2 separate regions of the Homo sapiens genome follow, and region 2 is linked to region 1. Evidence: read pairs that join two places in POLR2A ChIA-PET (ENCODE). Cell type or tissue: HepG2. All regions are shown on one strand.

The links. Peaks named below come from ENCODE experiments on the same cell type or tissue, not always from the same donor. Only the 100,000 strongest peaks of a DNase experiment are listed, where the experiment ranks them.
Region 2: POLR2A ChIA-PET joins it to region 1 with 11 read pairs; 16 of 35 experiments call an interaction of 5 or more read pairs at or near these places.

What each region holds. Positions count from the first base shown.
Region 1 is chr17:82,515,960-82,518,459 of GRCh38, reverse strand. No RefSeq gene overlaps it. Among named protein-coding and RNA genes, the nearest start is that of FOXK2, 2.5 kb to the left of the region's middle. In HepG2, no CTCF peak of the experiment used is centred here; a DNase peak (open chromatin) is centred at 959; H3K4me3 peaks cover 504 bases.
Region 2 is chr17:82,567,174-82,569,673 of GRCh38, reverse strand. It overlaps FOXK2 (forkhead box K2), which reads right to left. Exons shown (of 9, transcript NM_004514.4): 3 at 1,473-1,620. Among named protein-coding and RNA genes, the nearest start is that of FOXK2-AS1, 20 kb to the left of the region's middle. In HepG2, no CTCF peak of the experiment used is centred here; a DNase peak (open chromatin) is centred at 1,053; H3K4me3 peaks cover 307 bases.

The DNA.
Region 1 (2,500 bases):
ACATTAAAAAGAAAAAATCCTGTGGCCGGGCGCGGTGGCTCACACCTGTAATCCCAGTGCTTTGGGAAGCCGAGGCGGGTGGATCACAAGGTCAGGAGTTCAAGACCAGCCTGCCCAACATAGTAAAAGCCCGTCTCTACTAAAAATACAAAAATTAGCCAGGCATGGTGGGGCGTGCCTGCAGTCCCAGCTACTTGGGAGGCTGAGGCAGTAGAATCGCTCGAACCTGGGAGGCGGAGGTTGTGGTGAGCAGACATCACGCCACTGCCCTCCAGCCTGGGTGACAGAGGAGACTCCGTCTCAAAAAAAAAAAAAAAAAAAAAAATTGGGAAAAGAAAGAAAAAATCCTGTAAATGTATCTCACGGGTACTTAACCAGTTGTGGAGACGTTCAAGGTTCAGGATCATGAAAAGTCTACAACCTCTTAAACAGGAAGAATTCCGTGGGAAGTCAGTGTCAGCCCTAGAAACCATGGCTTGGGCTCCAAGCGCGCATCTTCGCAAAACTGAAATAGCAACAAATGGTACCAATTTAGTCTCTGCTGGGGAGGGACTGCCCCCTGAATTGTCTCACTTCTTTCAGCATGGTGGTTCCTGCAGGGTGTGTGAGGAGAAGATCCTATTATAGCCTATATATACAGGTTATAGCAAACACCCCAGGGTTCCTCTATTTGCTGCTTGTTAAATAGCAAAGAACAATTAGAAGAGAGAAATGATATAATTTAGGTACAGAGGCCTGGCACGGTGGCTCATGACTGAATCCCAACACTTTGGGAGGCCGAGGTGGGTGGATCACTTGAGGTTAGAAGTTGGAGACCAGCCTGGCCAACATGGTGAATCCACATATCTACTAAAAATACAAATATTAGCTGGGTGTGGTGGCACGTGCCTATAATCCCAGCTACTTGAGAGGCTGAGGCAGGAGAATCGCTTAAACGCGGGAGGCGGAAATTGCAGTAAGCAAGCGGAGATTGCACCACTGCATTCCAGCCTGGGTGACAAAGCCAGACTCTGTCTCGAAAATAATCATCATCATCATAATGTAGGTACAAAAGGAGTTTAGTGTGAGTAGAAAGACTTGAGACTGGACTTAAACGGAGCAGGATAAAGTGGAGATCCTGAACAGGAACCACCAACTGGGGGCCCCAGGCAGGAGACATCAGGGTCAGTTCATGCATTTTTATTCCTTCAATGTGTAAAAACTTTTTCTAAAAGAAATGGAAATTAATGTGTCCCTCTGAATGTAACATTTACATGTCTTTTTTTTTTTTTTTTTTTTTTTTGAGTGGAGTTTTGCCCTTGTTGCCCAGGCTGGAGTGCAATGGTGCGATCTTGGCTCACTGCAACCTCCACCTCCCAGGTTCAAGTGATTCTCCTGCCTCAGCCTCCCAAGTAGCTGGGATTACAGGTGCTCACCACCACGCCTGGCTAATTTTGTATTTTTAGTAGACGAGGTTTCACCCTGTTGGCCAGGATTGTCTCGATCTATTGACCTCGTGATCCACTTGCCTGGGCCTCCCAAAGTGCTGGGATTACAGGCGTGAGCCACCATGCCCGACCTACATTTACATGTCTTAATTGCCATATATGTGTTTGTAATTATAGTACAAATTCCTACAGGTGCAAAGTGTTCTGGCAGGATTTCCTAGACAGAAAAAATTGTTTCATTAAATATTCACTTATATATTAGAGGAATTTTTTTTTCTTTTCCTTTTTTTTTTTTTTTTGAGACAGTCTCACCCTGTTGCCCAGGCTGGAGTGCGGTGGCCCAATCTCTACTCACTGTAACCTCCGCCTCCTGGGTTCAAGCGATTCTCCTGCCTCAGCCTCCCGAGTAGCTGGGATTACAGGCGTGTGCCACCACACCCAGCTAATTTTTATATTTTTAGTAGAGACGGGTTTTCACCATATTGGCCAGGCTGGTCTCGAACTCCTGACCTCCAGTGATCCGCCCGCCTTGGCCTCCCAAAGTGCCAGGATTACAGGTGTAAGCCACCGTGCCCGGCCATATTAGAGGGATTTTAGGGGACATTGAGATGACTATGGAAATGATAAATAGGAAGTGTATCATTTAACCAAAAAAAAAAAAAAAAAACAGGCCGGGTGTGGTGGCTCACACATGTAATCTCAGCACTTTTGGGAGGCCGAGGCAGGCGGATCACTAAAGGTCAGGAATTCAAGACCAGCCTGCCCAACATGGTGAAACCCTGTCTCTACTAAAAATACAAAAAATCAGCTGGGCGTGGTGGCGCATGCTTGTAATCCCAGCTACTCAGGAGGCTGAGGCAGGAGAATTGCTTTAACTAGGAGGCGGTGGTTGCGGTGAGCCAAGATCGTGCCACCGCACTCCAGCCTGGGTGACAGAGTGAGACTTTGTCTCAAAAAAAAAAGAAAAGAAAAAAAGAACAACAAAAAAAGATGGGCAGGCCAGGCATGGTGGCTCACACCTGTAATCCCAGCACTGTGGGAGGCCCAGGTGGGCAGATCACAAGGTCAATAGA
Region 2 (2,500 bases), 51 kb before region 1:
GTTGACTTCCCTGTGATTTTTTTCTATGTTTCTAAAAACTTTTTAAATTGAAAAACATATAAAACAGACAGAAAAGCTCATGATACATTTATGTCAGCTGAACAAATTTTTGCAAAGTGAACATCAGTATACTAGGTCAAGAGACAGGGCACCACCAGCATCCCCAACATGCTCGTATGGGCCCTCTCAGCCCACTACCTCTACTTCTCCAAGAGGCCACCATTACTACTGACTTCTTAGAGTGACCACAGTTTTGCTGGGATTTACTACGTTTTACCACTTGGCTGCATCCTTAAACAATACAACTTAGATCTGTCCAATTGTAAGCCTGACAGAAACAGCACCACACGCGACGCGCCCTCCTTGCCTAGCACCCTGTGTTAGACGCCGTAGTCGGCCGCAGGTGGGGGATGCACAGCTGTGGCTTATTCATTCTCATGGCTGTGCTGCGTTCTGCTGGGATAGATCACACTTCCTCAATATGTCAAGTAATACCATGCATGGTTCTTACTCTCTTTCTTCCACTCAGCATTACATCTGGAATATTTCCATATCAGCAAATACTCTGCATGCTATTCCCTAAGTGGAAGCACAATATCCTAATCACCATTCCCCTAGGGACACTGAGGTTGCGTTCTTTTTATTTTTTATTTTATTTTTTTGAAACAGGAGCTCACTCTCTCACCCAGGCTGGAGTTCAGTGGCGTGATCTCAGCTCACTGCAACCTCCGCCTCCCGGGGTTCAAGTGATTCTCCCGCCTCAGCCTCCAGAGCAGCTGAGATTACAGCTGCGTGCCACCACGCCTGGCTTTTTGTATTTTTTTTTGGTAGAAGCGGGGTTTAACCATGTTGACCAGGCTGGTCTCCAACTCCTGACCTCAAGTGATCCCCCCGCCTTGGCCTCCCAAAGTGCTGGGATTACAGGCATGAGCCACCACACCCAGCCGCATTCCATTGTTTTATACAAACTTTCATCCATTTCCTTTGGTCAAAGTCCTAAAAGGAAAATTACTGGGTCAAAGAATACAAACGTGCCAGGTCATAGTGTGACTCTCAACAACTGCTGTCCAAACAAGTGACAAACGTGCCCTATACAAACATGAGTGGCAGGGTGTGCATTTGCATAACCTTCAGAGTTTGGGACAAGGGGATAAACTCCGGCACAAACACACATGAGCTCCACAAAGACCAAGGTACTCCTCCATCTTCCGCTGTCTGCCCAGCCCTCAGCACCTGGGCCTACAGCTATTAGGGAGACCCTAAGATGTGCGTTGAATGACTAAACGAGTACACTTGCAAAAAGCCCCAATACCAAGAACACAGCAGCAACACCAGAATCAAGCCCACATCCCCACCGATGCCCTGGCAGGGCTGTCACTGGACAGGCAGGTGAGTGACAGGCAGGTGACATTGAGGGCCCTGTGGCTACACACTGTCCCCCAGGGGCTGCTTCAAGGCTACAAAGCCTTTACCTTCGGGCTGTCTCCACCTGAAGCTTCCTTTTCATTTTCAGGCTGTGAGTTGTCAGCCATTAAATTGAGGTCAGATGGCATCACTCGGCCCACCTTGTACCCTGAAGACCCCGCTCCCCGGGGGCTGGAGGGGCAGGAGTTTGCAGCGCTGTGGAAGAGAAAAAGTTGTTCCTATTAGTCTATCACAGTGCACGCATCCTACTGTGCTTCAGCAACTGGCTTTAATTACAGGGATAACAAATACAGAAATGTTAAAAAAAAAAAAAAAAAAAAAAGGAAGAGAATATCAGCATTTCCTATGGAAACACAGATTCTTATAAATGATCTGTGAAATTTAAGATCGTCCCAAGAAGCAATGTGGAAATAGGGTATTTGCTTCTATAAACGTCAGCTCATGAAATGTGACACAAGCTCTCAGGGGAGGCAGTGGCCCACTCATTTCACCAGTGAGGAAACTGAGGCTCCGAATGGTTCCAGAACTTATTAAAGACACAAAGTGACACAAGATAGGCACAGAGGTCCTCACTGAGGAGCTGTGACAGGGGGCACAGAAAAGACAGGGAAAGTCGGGGTGGTGGGGGAGGGGAGGGGTCTGCCAGCCAAGGCCCCTGGAGCTGAAGTGGAGCAAGCGGTTCCACTGAAGATGAAGCCGTGGACATGGACACCTGCTGAAGGCACAACAGCAGTCAGCTGGGGGCGCCCGGGACGCAGCAGCGGGTCAGCTGGGGGCGCCCGGGACACAGAATCAGGCCCGTTTTCAAACAGCCACTTTTTCCCACCGGGCTGGACGGGGGCTCAGGGAGTGTTCTGATTCTTGATCTCTGTGCCGATTAAAGGGCACGTGCATTTCTGGTAAGTCAAGGAGCTGCAGATTCTCTCCATGCCTCATTTTCTGCACTTCAATAAAAAGAACGAGCCATTGAAATGGAACAATATCAAGGTAAGATTATCTTATAAGTCAGAGAGGTGTGTTTGGGGAAAAACATTGCAAATGCATAGAGAAGGTCTAGAGAAAATCACCAAGAAGC